Linked DNA regions of Homo sapiens: region 1 is linked to region 2. A link is an interaction called in ENCODE POLR2A ChIA-PET data of the cell type or tissue named here. Cell type or tissue: MCF 10A. All regions are shown on one strand. Each heading gives the region's core, and the rest is flanking DNA. Links, peaks and the distances in the headings are about the cores only.

Region 1 (8,002 bases), core at 2,709-6,708, 270 kb after region 2:
CATACTTTACATAAGGTGAACATAAAGAAGCTACCTGTGGAGATGTTTAACCTTTTATCTGTTGCTATCTGCTTAGGAACAGAAAGGAAAGTCAGCTTCTTGCATGACTCAGCTTTCAGCTTAATTTTTTTTTTCTTTTAGCATTGTGAACTCGAGTTGTTTTTATTTTCCTTTCACATTTCGCTGCCCTTTTCTTTTTAAAATCTTTCGGAGAAAGCATTTTAGAAGAAAATGAGTCTCTGGTTTTGTCTGATCTCTCATGCCTAGGATAGTTTATTCCTAGAAAGACAGGTCCCACATTGTTAGGAAAGCTCATTTTTAGCAGGTTGTAAGGTCTCGCATCCCACAAAGAAAAAAAAATGGGAGAGGAAGAGAGAAAGAAAACAACAAACAAACAAAAAGTGAAAACAGTCTTGGAAAACTGATATAGGCCATATTACTCTGAAGTCCATACATCAGTAGGCAGGTATAAAAGTGGTTTATGTATATAAATAGGTTGCTGTTATTTTCTTGCAAAGTTTAAGTTGTCTAGCTTCAGTTTGCACGGCTTTAAGAAGAGCACAGCTTCATTCCTAGTGATTTCAAGTCAGGAAAAATGGACAAAAAAGGAAAAAGGGAAAAAAATTGTAAACATTATTTTGGAGACTTATAGTCAGGAAAAATTTTAGAATTCAGTCTAAATTGTGGAAAATAATAAAAATCAGAAACATTAGGCAAGACTAGAATCTAATAACAGGTGTACTATAGTTTGAAATGTAATTTTTCTGTCTCCAATTTTCAAATTTTATTAAAGACAAAATCATAGTAGGACCAATTTATGTTTCAAATAAGTTTTAGTTCTATTTACTTGGCTTGATTATTTGCATAAAGTTCAGCAAGAATAATCATTTGCCATGCAGGCTCTCTCTTTCTCTTTATAAAATTGGCTTTGCTGGAAGCTTTTCATAAGGAATCTAAGATTTGAACTTTTTAAAAGCCTTGAGCCCAGCTAAGAATTTACTGTGCCTGCAGATACCTGTGTGAATTGGGTGAATTACTCTTTTTTCAAGGTCCCAAGAAAACCTGAGTTTCCTGGGCCTGTCAGAAAGTGACATTCTTTACTTATCCCAAGTCAGTACGCTGCAAATAAAAATGTATGATCCCAGGTTTTCCAAGGCGCTTTTATTGGCTTTATAGGTCAGCCTCATTTTCTCAAGGCCATCTGAAAATGTCATTACAATCAAAGTCTTGATGAAATCACCAGTGTCTCCAATTATGTCCTGTTATAAAAGAAAATAGATTCTTATTGAATTTATGCAAAGAACTACATTGTCATAAACTAAGGATATTCACCAAATAGTTTCCAAATTCTGAAGCAATTGCAATGGAGTTGTTTTAAATTTTTCTTATTAGAGTATACTTTACTCAATTGTTAAAAGCTGTAAACAGCTTAAAGAAGAGAAAACTTTCTTGACTCTAGAAAACAAAACAGGAAGAATCAGCAAGTGTTTTAGACAAAAAGCCATAAAAGAGGATTTCAATCTTCTGTTAGTTCAGTCCATGCAATTAATTCCTGTTCTGCTCGATATTGGATCAGCAATCCTCCTGAATACATCAGCTCTCCATGAGAGTTCTGGGAGTTTTCTTTCTCTTTATTCCAATGGCATATTTTCTAAAGATATTAGAAACCTATATTTAAGAGTACTCCTCAGAGTTCTATAGCTGATTATAAACCACCCTATAAAAGGATGAAGTAAAACAATCATGGATGACAAAAGTCTTAGAACAGCCATGGGTAAAGATACAAATGACAAGGAAATTTGGTTACTTCTGTGGCATACAACAGTTTTACATAGCAATTATAATTATTACTGATAATATATACTAAGACATATCAGAATCTCAGGAATCTCATACAATTTTGGAACACATGCTAATGACACATTTATATAAATATAATCAAGCCAGGTGCAGTGGCTCACGCCTGTGATCCCAACACTTTGGGAGGCCAAGGCAGGTGGATCACTTGAGGTCAGGAGTTTGAGACCAGCCTGGCCAACATGGTGAAACCCCTCTCTGCTATAAATGCAAAAATTAGCCAGGCATGGTGGCGGACACCTGTAGTCCCAGCTACTCAGGAGGCTGAGGCAGGAGAATTGCTGGAACCCAGGAGGCAGAGGTTGCAGTGAGCTGAGATCGTGCCACTGCACTCAAGCCTGGGTGACAGAGTGAGTGAGACTGTATTTCATAAATAAGTCAATAAATAAATAAATATTATCCAAAGAAGTTTAAACACCATTTTATATTTGACAATGCCTCCTGTATGATTTTATTATACCAAATAAGCTGAATATGTCTCCTTGGGACTTCAGGGGACCTAATATCAAAACATTAATGAAGCCAAAAGGATTGAATTTATCATTTGATTTTGGAAAGTCTGTCCGATATTAAAAGTTTAAAACTCTTGGTATCACAAAATAGAGTCACAAGTCTTGTAAAATAAGTCATTTATTTAGGCAAAGTGATAACTCAAAGATTTCCAAAAAAAAAAGCAAAAACTTTTATTCTTTGAGAAAGGAAACTTACTTTCCCAAACAATAAGCCCTAATAAAGACAGCATAAGGTGATTAAATCTGTCTCTCAAATTTCATAAACAAATCTATTAAATTTTATTTTTTGGTGTTTTTTTTGTTTGTTTGTTTTTGTTTTTTTTGTGAGACAAGGTCTTTCTCTGTTGTCCAGGCTGGAATGCAGTGGCATGATCTCAGCTCACTGCAACCTCCACTTCCCAGGCTCAAGTGATCCTCCTGCCTTAGCCTCCCGAGTAGCTTAGTCCTGAATAGCTGGAACTACAGGTGTGTGCCACCCCACCAGGCTAATCCATTACATTTTAATCATCTTGACCATAAGATATAATTTCTATAAACCTTGTAATAACTTTTTTTTTTTTAATTAGAGAGTGGGTTAATGCTCCAAGAAAACCTTGTTAATCTGACACAGGGGCTCAGATGCTCATCTTGCATCGTGTGCCATTGATATTAATTTTTAATTTACAGAGAAACTTTGAACTAATTTTCTCTCCCAGAATCAGCCCTATAATCTCACACACTCAGTGTGAGATTTCACACTAGTTCCTGGGCCTAGAGGGGTTGAATAGTTTTAACTTCTGACTCTGTGTCTCATGAATGCAGTTTACTTTGATTGTCATATTCTCTCAGGTCTGAAGATAAGGCTTTAGCTAATGTCAGTGCTTGCAAGAATTAGCAAGACTTGGTGTCCGTTTTAGATCCAGGAGTCAAAGCCCTGTAACTTAACAGCACAAAGAGTTTAAAAAGAATACAGAAAATTACATGGATGTAATAACCTTAAGTTTTTAAAATCTCAGTTTTCTAGGACTTGAATAATTAGGAAGAGTGTGGCCTAGGTCATAAGGGAAAGTTTTTTATTTAATAGAAGAGTTTAAAGCTAAGAGCACAGAATGTTATGTTGGAAGAAAACATTTTCATTAGATCTTTGGGATAAAACATTTTTAGCATCAGGCCACAACTACAGTTAGAACCTGAGGAAAAAAATTATAAGAGCTCATGAAAAAGTTGAAGGAGAGAGTTATTGTCTCAGGCCTTCTCAAAGGGGAGAGAAAGCCAAAAACAGTGAGACACAATAAAAGTTGAGCTTTTGGGTTAAAAATGTTAAAATTTCTTATAATTTTATAAGAATAAATTAATACTTTAAGAAAATTTTGTTTTTCTAAACAATTCTTCAGTTTATTAATATATATTTTTAATATTAAAGGCCAATCTCTAGAAAGACTAGTATAAATAATTTCCTTTTTTAATTATAGCCAACTTGATCACATAAAGTTTTTTTTCATAATTTCTTTATACAAACCTTATTATGACTTACACAAACCATTTATAACATGGTTGGACTTCCGGTTTCATCCCACTTTCTTTAATAACCAGTCATTTTATTTTGGGACAAAAAATTCATCACACAAGATTCTTTCTCATATAGAATTTTTTTCCTTTTAAGTTTTCTTACTAAAAAACCCCCTTTATATTCATAATTTTCTTTACATTTCTCTTATTTACTGGTTCTGTTTACCTTGTTTTATAAATAACCTTTAAATAATGTTTGACTTAGACAAAAATTATTTTTTTAATAAGAACACCTCTTTTTTTTTTTTTTGTTTCTGAGATGGAGTCTTGCTCTGTGACCCAGGCTAGAGTGTAGTGGCATGATCTCGGCTCACTGCAACCTCCACCTCCTGGGTTCAAGCAATTCTCCTGCCTCAGCCTCCCAAGTAGCTGGAATTATAGGTGCCTGCCACCATGCCCAGCTAATTGTTTTTTGCATTTTTAGTAGAGATGGGGTTTCACCATGTTGGCCAGGCTAGTCTCGAACCCCTGACCTTGTGATCTGCCCACCTTGGCCTCCCAAAGTGTTGGGATTATAGGTGTGAGCCACAGTGCTCAGCCAATAAGAACACTTCTTTTAGAAAAATGGTTTCCTATAATGTAATTTTTTAAAAAATCAGAACTGACCCAGACATTTAATACATATTTATTATCTAATTTCAGATTCTAAGGTATATTACAAGTTTATTTACAAGCATTTATTCCATTACATTTGCCTAATTAATTTTTTAGTAGTTTACGTAGATTACTTATGAAAATTGTGATAGTCATCATTTGAAGTTATTTCCCTGTTAAACATTTTTATAACCTGTGAATTTCAGGTGTTTATACCTAAGTAAGAACCTTAAAGTTAAATAAATGTGTGTATGTGTGTGTGTTTTGCAAACAACTCAGGATTTAGCTGTTTTCATTAATCCAACAATATTAAATGCCTTATTTATCAAAAAATTGCACAAAGATAATTTCCTTTTCAGCTGCATTTATAACTTTATAAGCATCATGCAAAATCTTGACACCTTATAATATTTAGCAGAGATAAATACACAACCACTTGACCAAAAAATCTAAATAATAATGCAAGAGTGTCCAATCTTTTGGCTTTCCTGAGTCACATTGGAAGAAGAAAAATTATCTTGGGCCACACATAAAATGCACTAACTCTAGTGATAGCTGATGAGCTAAAAAAAAAAAAATCACATGAGATGATCTCATAATGTTTTAAGAAAGTTTATGAACTTGTGTTGGGCCATATTCAAAGCCATTATGGGCCACATGCAGCCCAGGGGCTGTGGGTTGGACAAGCTTGCAATAATGTATGTAGACAATTCTGAAGACATTTCTAATATTATTTTACTAATAATTTTAAAGCCTGCCTATTTATTAAAGATTTACTTAAGTTATATAAACTTGAGAATCCTTTGGGCTTATTTACTTAATGAATACTCCTTTATTTTTAAACCAGTTTGGTACCTTATGGCCACAACACATAACAAAACACATGCATGTACATGTAAACACACCTAAGCACACATGCACACCCATACAAATAAGGATCCTATAGCCTTTACTTTGGAATTCTAACCGTGAAATATCAATACAAACTCACCAGTTTACAAAAAAAAAAATGGTTGGATGTGAACAGTGGTTTTTATCTCCACACCAGTAGCAATGCAATCAAAGACCTCCATTTTTCTAAGAAAAAGAGAATGAATTATTATCGTGTTTTATTTTTTTCTCTTCTTTTATCTTTTCTCCATTTTCCCCACCCTCTACTTTCTGCTTAGCCCTTTAGAAATGCAATTATAACCTTTTACCTTCCTTTCACCAGACACTCCCTACAGGGAAAGTTCATCTAATTATGTGCTTAGAAGCTTCAGGGTGGAACTCTCACCCATGAGGAGGTTGCCTGGAGAGACAACGGTCAATCTACAACCCAAAGTATACCTGCTATGAAAATGTCTCTCACTTGGAGAGTTTTGGGCACCTTTACAACCTAGTTCTGTCCAGGAAGGTGCCAGCAGTTGTCAGCTCAACCACCCAGCAGATAAGGCACTGAAGAGAGTTATGTGGACCCCCACCTGCTCACTTTCTTCCCTGTGTGCCATTCATGTCAAGCCCCCTTTAAAAAGTGTCTGCGTTCTGCCTCCAAAAGCAAAGTGGTACCCTTAAGGCAGGAAGCTTATTCCCCTAAGCTGGCTTTGGAATAAAAAGTCACTTTCTTTATACCAGACCTTGCTCTTGTTAATTGGACTCTGTAAGCAGTGAACAACTGAAGTTGTGTTTTCGTTACAGAAAAGTCCTCTAAACTAGAAAAAATTACATTTTCTCAAGCAAAAACCACATATTCATGTTTTTTGTAAACTTCACCAAAACATCCTACTCTCCTGCTATTCTAACTCTTTTTTTTTTTTTTTTTTTGAGACGGAGTCTCACTCTGTTGTCAGGCTGGAGTGCAGTGGCATGATCTCAGCTCACTGCAACCTCCACCTCCTAGGTTCAAGCAATTCCCCTGCCTCAGCCTCCTGAGTAGCTGGGACTACAGGTGTGTGCCACCACGCCTGGCTATTTTTTTTTGGTATTTTAGTAGAGATGGGCTTTCACCATGTTGGCCAGGTTGGTCTCAATCTCCTGACCTCGTGATCTGCCTGCCTCAGTCTCCCAAAGTGCTGGGATTACAGGTGTGAGCCACCATGTCTGGTCTATTCTAACTCTTGGTAACCCTACTCCCAGTAAAAAACCTAGGATTACTTAATTTAACATGACCTGACTTTAAGATTTTAAATTATTGGAGAGAATTTTGAGACTATATTTACCAAATTAATCTTACCAAAGATTACTAAAGTCATGTGAACTGAAAAGCCTCTGAATTAGTTTCTATTAGTCTGATAAATGCTTACTTTTCTTTAGGCCAATTAATTAGAGCTCTTTTATATAATTGGTAGTGAAATATTATTTTCACATGCTATACATGAACATATAGGCATATCAGACTCAGACAGACAGATCTTATGGATTTAAAGTTTTTCATTTGCCTGTTTTCAAAAATTTTCCCTTCCCTACTTTAGACTATTAATTTATTGATTACCTCTTCTGTATCCTACACAATTGTTAACGAAATTTGGATCTCCAAAGACCTAACTTTAGGTAAAACAAGGTAGACAATGTACATCTCAAAAGCACATTCTTAGATCTAAACAAAGGCAAGGTCTGTTATATAAACTTTAAGCCATTGTTTTCTCCTTAGTTAAAATTCCTAGTGGTTTAGGTGCAGAGACATAGATGTTCTTAAAAAAGAGATTTTGGCCGGGTGCAGTGCCTCATGCCTGTAATCCCAGCACTTTGGGAGGGTGATGTGGGTGGATCACTTGAGCTCAGGAGTTCTAGAGCAGCCTGGGCAACATGGCAAAACCCCGTCTCTACAAAAATACAAAAATTAGCTGGGTGTGGTGGCTCATCCCTGCAGTCCCAGCTACTTGGGAGGCTGAGGCAGGAGGATCACTTGAGCCCAGGAGGTGGAGGTTGCAGTGAGTGGAGATTTGCCACTGCACTCCAGCCTGGGTAACTGAGCTGGACTCTGTCTCAAAAAAAAAAAAAAAAGATTTCCTTTAATTATGTAAATTTCCTTTATTAAAATAACTTAGTTTGATAGATGATATTTTAACTGTAGCTTCATTAGATTACTGGCTTTAGGGTGGAGCCTTTTAAGGAATAGGGCCAAGAAAGCATGTACAACTTTCTTATATTCAAGAATGTTCAAAAAAACAAGTAGTCAGCTGTAGTAATGGTCATTTTCTGTAAAATCCTCAGCTACTCCCAACATTGTAGCTCTTGTCCACTGTTACACACACCAAGGTCAAATCCTCTTACAGTACAGGGTAATCTCTGGTATCCCCAAAAAGCCAAAGAGGTCAAGTAATGCCATACAAGAAAGCAAAACCTTAGACCTGAGAATAATCTGTCCATGACTCTTGAAACTCCACAAAGAAAGCAGAACACCTCAGAAAAGGGTGAGTGGCACATTTATTCTGAGTTCTTTAAGAGGTCCAAGTCATTAGGAGCCTTATCTAGATTTTTTTTTCCACTTCATACCGAAGATGACAAAAGAG
Region 2 (8,002 bases), core at 2,183-6,182:
GCTCCCTTGTAAGTGATACTATGTGCTCGGGAGACACGGCCTGGGGCTCAGGATATAGTTTGTGATTACAGAGGTAACATCACTGAGTGGGGAAGAGGGAGGACTCTGGAGTCAGCCGGGACTCCACTGTGTGACCCTAGACAAGGTATTCAGCCTCTCTGGGCTTCATTTTCTCATCTAAAAAAAAAAAAAAAAAAGGAAGGAAGGTTATGTGAGTCCCTACCTCATAAGGTTATTACAGAGATTAAATGACACGTGCAAACCAGCTGGCATGGCCTGCCACATTGATGGCCAGGATCCCTGGTGACTCTTCCTGTTGTGAAGTGCTCCATCTAAAGGCTGAGCTGGTTTGAGGCCATTAGCACACAGAGTGGGCTCATCCATGCACAGAGCAAAGCCACAGGGCTGCTTTTTCATTTTTAGAAATTAAAATTCTGTTCAGTGGTGTTGTTTATTAGTTTTCTAGCCCATTGATTTTTCTTTCACAATAACACCTGGGTTATTCAGAGCCTCCCAGGGAACACCAGACTTCCAAGATTCTCGAGGATGATTGTTATTGTTTTCTAGAGTGTGTTGCAGATTTCCTGCCTTTATCAACAGAGCCTGTGCATTCTCCCCGGCTTCTTGTGAGACATGTGCCAACTCTCCCCATCATAGCCTCTGCCCAGGGAGCCTCTTATCGCTCTTGCCCTTGGCTAGCTGTCCAGGCTGCTGGTCCTTCTCTGGTCCCTGGGTCTGCATTTTGCTGGTTTCCCGTCTCATTCTTAGGCGGCTGCATTTTCCCGATGTGAGGATGCTTGCCATTAGCATTCCTTTCCCCATTTTATAATTTCCCAGACTCACATCCTGTGAGCTGGGAAGCCAGATAACGAAGATTGTTAGAGTTTTTTGTAAAGAGAAATTAGATTCTAAATGGCTGTTCCTCCCCAGGAGTAAAGTGCATGGATTTTAGGACATTTGCATGGTGGTTTGATTGCTTTTTCTGCTTTTCTGCTCTGTGGTTTTTCTCAGTATGCCACATCACTGAACTTGGAGAGCAGAGGTGTTTCTGGACTGTGTTTTAGGAAAGATGGGCTCAAGGAGGTCCCCTTGACAAGGAATAGCTATAGCAATCTTGGGCTCTGAAGTTCAGATGAGTTACCTGCTATTGGACAAGCTAATGAACCTCTGTACCTCTGTCACCAATTTTTTAAGGGCCACAGTGATGCTACATAGCTAATTTAATCTGCTGTGACATGGGCTTTACACATAAGATAATGCAGGTGGGCTCTTATTTTTTTTTAATTATGTGTTTTTTATTTTATATATTTTTTGAGACAGAGTCTCACTCTGTTGCCCAGGCTGGAGTGTAGTAGCCTGATCTCGGCTCACTGCAACCTTGGCCTTACAGGTTTAAATGATTCTCCTGCCTCAGCCTTCCCGGTAGCTATGACTACAGGCACCCACCATTGTGTCCGGCTAATTTTGTATTTTCAGTAGAGACGGGGTTTCGCCATGTTGGCCAGGCTGGTCTTCAACGCCTGACCTTGTGATCCTCCCACCTTGGCCTCCCAAAGTGCTGGGATTACAGGTGTGAGCCACTGTGCCCAGCCTCATCTGAACAATTTTGCAGTGAAATTCTCTGAACCCTGGGAGCAGATACCTGGCCTGGCTCCCGCTCAGTGCTAAGCTAAGCCCTGCCAGGGCTGAAGCCCCACAGGACTCCATTCCAGTTAGTGTCCAAGCAGCACAGCCAAGCCAGCAGTGTCTCCTTTCCACCTTCCCTGGGGGCAGGAATGCTGTTTCTGCCGGGTAAGCCCCTAGCAGGGGCTCAGACACCCTTCTCATCACCTGATTTGCATTCCTGGTTCCATCTGTTTTATATATTGAGTCTTCTAAGATTTGGTTTAAAGAAAAGGTTTCATTGCTTAAAAAAACATTCTTTGCAAATCCTGCCCTAGAGAAGTCTAAAGTAGAGAGACCCAGATGGGTGCTGGCATGACCCAGAAGCTGGCCCAACTCCTGCATGACTGGAGACACTGATTCATAACCGCCACCACCCCTGCCCAGTTTCTTCTTTGGGACTGTATGAACTACCCAGATGGGGAAGCTGAGGCAAGGGTCTGGGCTCTGAGCCACGAGCCAAGGGGCTGCTGGTCAGGTGGTGGTTCACAGGGAGCTGCTCTTCCCCCCAGAAACATTAGCTTGGTCTCGAAAGGCTGCAAGGTCTGTAGGCTCCCACTGAAGGCCCAGTGTGGAGCTCAGCCCTGGGGCTGCGTCTGGGTGGCTGAGGGTGAGGGCAGCCTGGGGTTCAGGCAGGTGGCCAGCTGGATGTCCAGCCCACATGCCCACGGGCCCGCATGCAGAGGACCGGTCAGCCTCCATGGCGAGGAGAGATGGGAAAGGCAGAGCTGAGAGTGCTTTATGAAATGCCCCCAGGCTTACTCAAACAGAGAAAGTCAGGGTAACGAGTCAGAGGGCAGGAATCTGGCGGGTCAGAAAGATCAGGAGCCAGCAGGGAAGCGGATTGATGACAGCCGACTCCGGCGGCACCAGGCGGCAGCGGCTGCGGGTTATCCCAGCGGGCGCAGCCTGTACTCCTCTCCTGCCCCTGCGGGAGCTGGAAGCTGAGTGACACCAGCCCGAGGCCTGCAGCGCAGGGCCAGAGACCGCTGGCTGGGCCCAGGTGAGAGTGTGTGTGAGTGTGTATGTGAAAGTGTGTGTATGTGTGTGTATATGTGAGTGTGTATTTGTGTATATGTGAGTGTGAATGTGTGTGAGGGTATGAGTGTGTATGTGAATGTGTGTGTGTATGATGTGTGTGTATAAGTGTATGTGTGTGAGCGTGTATGAGTTTATGTGTGTATGCGTGTGTGAGAATGTGTGTATGAGTGTGTGAGAGTATATATGTGTATATGGGTATATAAGTGTGTATGAGTGTATGTGTGCATGAGTGTGTATATGTGAGTGTATGTGTGTATGTGTATGTGTATGAGTGTGGGCATGTGTATGAGTGTATGAGTGTGTGTGAGTGTACGTATATCTAAGCATGTGTATGTGTGTGAGTAAGTGTATGTATATGTGAGCGTGTGTATGAGTGTATGTGTATGAGTGTGTGAGTGTGTATGTGTGAACATGTGTGTATGAGTGTGTGTATGAGTGTGTGAGCGTGTGTATGAGTGTGTGAATGTGCATTAGTGCATATGAGTGTGTGTATGTGTATGTATGAGTGGGTGTGTAGGAGTGTGTATGTGAGTGTGTGAGTGTGTGCCAGTGTGTGTGCTGGGGAAAGGATAGAGACAAAGAGCACATGCAATTACTTCCTGAAGTACACCCTAACCCTGGGCCTCCTGGAGAGCTGTTTGTTCCCAATCCCCAATATCCAACCCATGCTTTCTACTTCACCGGAGAGCCCTGTGGTGCCCACCTCTATGCCATTCTCCTATAGACAGTAAATCTTAGTTAACTTGATTGACACAGGTATCATGCCCAGGCTATAAACTTTTGGAGCAACACATTAGAAGGGGCTTAGAGGACTTCAGAGGCAGATATAATGACGGTAAGTGAGAGTCACAATGGAGCCAAAATAAAAACAAACACACACAAACCTAAAATACAGGACTAATCAGCAGAGGAAGTAGCAGCTGGATGCTCACAAGATCATAGAGGGACCTTAGAGTCCAACCCATCTCCCAAGGCACAAAGTCTATGTCTAGTGTATCTGGCATGGTCATTTGGCTCAGACATCTAGGGACAGGAACACAAGGACCACACATGGCAACTCATGTCAGAGTTTTCCTTTATACAGAACGGGAAATTCCTTTATGGCACTCTGACTCTGGTTCTGGTGTGACGCTTTGGGCCTGGAGTGTGGAGCCATGGAAGCCTGGACTTATGGAAGCCTGGACTTATGTCCCCTTAAGTCTTCTCTTCATTCCTCATGTGACTCAGGCTCCAGCTTTTTAACATCCTGGCCACCCACCTCTGGATGAGCTCCTTATCCAGAATTTGATGTACTGGACACATCATTTATTAATTTTTAAAATTAAAAAAAATTTTTTTAGATGGAGCCTAGCTCTGTCATCCAGGCTGGAGTGCAGTGGCATGATCTTGGCTCACTGTAACCTCTGCCTCCTGGGTTCAAGAGATTCTCTTGCCTCATCCTCCTGAGTAGCTGGGACTACAGGCATGCACCACCATACCCTGCTAATTTTTTATTCTATTTTATTTTTAGTAGAGATGGGTTTCACCATGCTGGCCAGGCTGGTCTCAAACCCCTGACCTCAGGTGATCCGCCTGCCTTGGCCTCCCAAAGTGCTGGGATTACAGGCGTGAGCCACAGTGCCCAGCCCATAATTTATTAATTCAACGGAGGATTTTGGTCACATTGCCTGGGGGGTTAAGAGCTCAAGTTCTGGAATCATACAATCTTGGATTCAAGTCCCAGCTCCACCACTTAGTAGCTGCATAACCGCGGGTAAGTAAGTTACTTAACCTCTCTGAACTTCAGTTTCCTTCTCTTTAAAATGAAGATAAAAATAATAGCACCTTCACGGAGGATTAAGTTATATAGTGTGTGTAAATGACCTCCCACAGTGCCTGGCATATGGTAAACACTTGGAATTTGGCAGCCACGTTGGACTGATGGTGACTCATGCTGAGCCTGTACTTAGCTAAAAGCCAAGGGTCTTTTTCGCATGAACTGCTGGCATTTATCCTTATTAGACTTCATTTTGTCAGTTTCAGTCCATTGTCTCTTCCTGTCCGCATGTCTCATTCTGCCACCGTACATTAGCACCGTACATTAGCCAGCTAGCGCATCCAACTTAGCCATCTGCAAATCTGATAATAAGCCTTTTATATTTTCAACTGCAATCTCACCCTAATCTGATGCCAACATGCTATTCAAGATTCTTTAGGTTCAGCTGTTCACCCAGCCCTCAAGTTACTCAACTGTGCTTTCTCATGGAGCCCACTCTGACTCCTCTGAGTGAGAAATTCTTTTTTTCCCCCCTGGAAATTTTGAAGGCTCCAAGGAAAAAGTTAAATTATATTTAATAACTTCTGTTTCAAAGACCAAGGAAATTATAAAACCCATTAGAAAGACTGTAATCAAAAATTAGTCAACATGAAGTTTGGGCAGTTGGCAGTGTAAATTTTATTTATCTAGAACATCCCCTCTTGAGGAGTTGTATAAATCCTCCACAATGCCAGAAAACGAGGCATCACTTCATAGGGCATTCTGTATTTTTCCACATGGTTTATACTTTCTCTCTACTAAAATAGAAACTTCTCCGGGTCAGGAGCCCTTCTGTCATTTTGTATCTCTTATCAGCACCTGAGTCTGAGCTTTGCACACAACTCCTAATACCCACTGGCTGACAGATCACCACTGTAAAAATGAACCATTTATATGTACTTGTGATGGTTAACTTTGCATGTCAACTTGGGTGGACCATGGGGTGCCCAGATTAAGCATTGCTTCTGGGTGTTTCTGGATGAGATTGGCATTTGAATCAGTGGATTGCCCTCTGCCATCTGGACAGACATCATCCAATCTGTCGAGGGCCTGACTAGAACAAAAGGCAGAGGAAGCAGGAATTTGCCTCCTTTTTCCAGTCTCACCACCTGGGCTGGGACATCTGTCATCTCCTGCCCTGGGACTGGGATCTACACCATTGGCTTCCCTGGTTCTTAGGCCTTTGGACTCACACAGAGTGACATCAGCAGCTCTCCTGGGTCTCCAGCTTGCAAGTGGCAGCTCATGGGATGTCTTAGCCTCCATAATTAATCAAGTGAGCCAATTCCTACACACACACACACACACGCGCGCGCGCGCACGCGTGCGCGCTAGTCTCCTCTTCGTTCTGTTTCTCTGGAGAAACTGCAGAACATATCCAGCTTCAGACAGTGAGAGCTCAGATACGAGATTCAAGAGGGGAGAGATGACATTTTGTTTATTTTTGTCACCCTCAGGGTACCCATATCATCCCATGTTGCACCTGGTAGATGTAGAACTGAGAAAATACTGTCTCTAAATGTTGAATGAATAACATGAGGGAACCCAGCCACAGTCCCAGAGTCACACTGATCCTATTCACGTGCCTTCCTTCCCTCACTGAAGATGACATTACTGACACATTGTCAAGAAACACTGCAATCAAGAGCTGTGAATGAGGGCTGATGCAAACATGGTGCTGGGCTACAGACAGGCCATAGACATAGACATTGTACATCCCAGAGAGCATGAATCTCGGTGGGGAGAGCACATGTCTATGAAAAGTTTATATCTGGTGTATCTGATGCACCATTTAAAAGATAAAGACATGAAATAGGCTCATTGAGAAGGGATCAACACTTTCAGCCTTTGGTCATTGGAAGGGCTTCACCAAAGAGAGTAATTGAGTAGGACTTTAAAGGTCAAAGAACGGGAGAGAACTTTCCAAAGTGGAAGAATAACCCAAGTCGCAGTAAGAGGATGGTCAAGAAGTAGATGGGTTTGGGAAATGACAAGGATTTGGGGGCTCCTAAAGAGCACCAGCCTAGCTTCCCCCTGTGAGCCATGGCACATTCTGGTGTCATAGTGGTGCATAGGTGGTTGTGGAATAGGTGTTTTCTCTGCAAAGTTAACTGGCTTACAAAGGGCTATAACCCATGTGCTCTGCCTTACTGGCATTTCCCTCTAATCTGAGCTAAGAAGGTCAGCTAAACAGACTATATTTGGACTAAGCTGCTCCCTGTAGCCCAACTACTAAATATCATCATCAGCCAAAGCCACGTCATCAGGCAGGTGGATTCGGATTTTTCACCTCAAATGATAAGACGTGCTTTCTGGCTCCTCCAGCCCCTAGCAATAGTGACACACAGTCCCTCCCTGGACAGTCTTCCTTTATTTCTCACAGAGTCCTGTTACCCTCCCAAGCGACTGCCTCTGCAGACTCTCCTTACGGGTTTGGCCTTCCTCTCTGGACAAAGGGGCGTCCCTCGGATAACTGTTGCCTGGCAACATCTCTACTGTGCCCTTGGAGAAACAGAGACACTGTCTGCTTGAAAGCTAAGGCATGCTGTTGGCTTTTGGGCTGCCTATAGTGAAATACAAAGATTAGGTTTCTTAATTAATAGTTTTCTCACTTTAAAAGGTTATTTAGGATTCAGTTCTTTCTAAACATCATTTTTTTTCCTCTACCCTCCACTTTCAAGCCCTGCCCTTGCTGGTTTTAATTTCACAATTTTAAAGAGAAGCCTGGAGAACAAGCTTGTATAGCTCTCTTAAGAAAAGTCACATTTAGGTTGCTTTTTTCTTTAGGCAGACACAAAACCCCATATTACCTATTCTTTTTTCACGAAAGAAGAGGGGGCAATTAGAACAACTGCCTGGTGATTCTGGTCACAGATTAGCTTTTACATGGGTCCCCACGATATTGGGGTTGTACCCATCTCCAGGAATGAAAGCACTGCTGAGAGCTTTGGGGATTCTCTTCTTTTTGGTGAGCCTGAGGCTATGGCTACTCAATGCCACATGTGTGTGTGTGTGTGTGTGTATGTGTGTGTGTGTGTGTGTGTGTGTATAGCCACACACACGCATATATATATGTGTGTACAGATAGATAGATAGAAAGAGGAAGGAAAGAGAGAGAGAGAGGAGAGAGAGAGAGACGGGCCCAGGGGGAGAGAGACAGGGGAGGGAGTTGGGGGGAGAGAGAGAGAGAGAGAGAAAGAGAGAGAAAGAAAGAAAAGGAACCTAAAAGCAAACAAAAAACTAGTCAGTTAAATCTATCCAGTAGAAAGACAAAGTGTTCATTTGCAGTGAAGTACAACTATTAGAGGATTGCCTAATTCTATTTTTGGAAAGTTCTGTTGTCCATTAAAGCATCCATAGGCCCCGCTCCATTCTTCCTCATATCACAGAAGTGAAGAGACTCACAGTTCTAAGTAATAACTCCATGTGTACATAGTGCCATGAAGCCACATACCACTTTATGGAGTCTTTTTCTTATGGTGTAGTGATCAAGTGTATACACTT

Evidence for each region. ChIA-PET counts read pairs that join two places held together with the same protein. Peaks named below come from ENCODE experiments on the same cell type or tissue, not always from the same donor. Only the 100,000 strongest peaks of a DNase experiment are listed, where the experiment ranks them.
Region 1: POLR2A ChIA-PET joins it to region 2 with 6 read pairs; 2 of 35 experiments call an interaction of 5 or more read pairs at or near these places.

Annotation. Positions count from the first base shown.
Region 1 is chr7:135,982,453-135,990,454 of GRCh38, forward strand. It overlaps a transcript of LOC105375523 not described here. Among named protein-coding and RNA genes, the nearest start is that of MTPN, 9.1 kb to the left of the region's middle. In MCF 10A, for the core only: no CTCF peak of the experiment used is centred there; no DNase peak of the experiment used is centred there.
Region 2 is chr7:135,712,283-135,720,284 of GRCh38, forward strand. The region is part of intron 2 of SLC13A4 (solute carrier family 13 member 4); the gene reads right to left. Among named protein-coding and RNA genes, the nearest start is that of SLC13A4, 12 kb to the right of the region's middle. RefSeq lists an enhancer at 2,323-3,189. In MCF 10A, for the core only: no CTCF peak of the experiment used is centred there; DNase peaks (open chromatin) are centred at 2,459 and 4,619.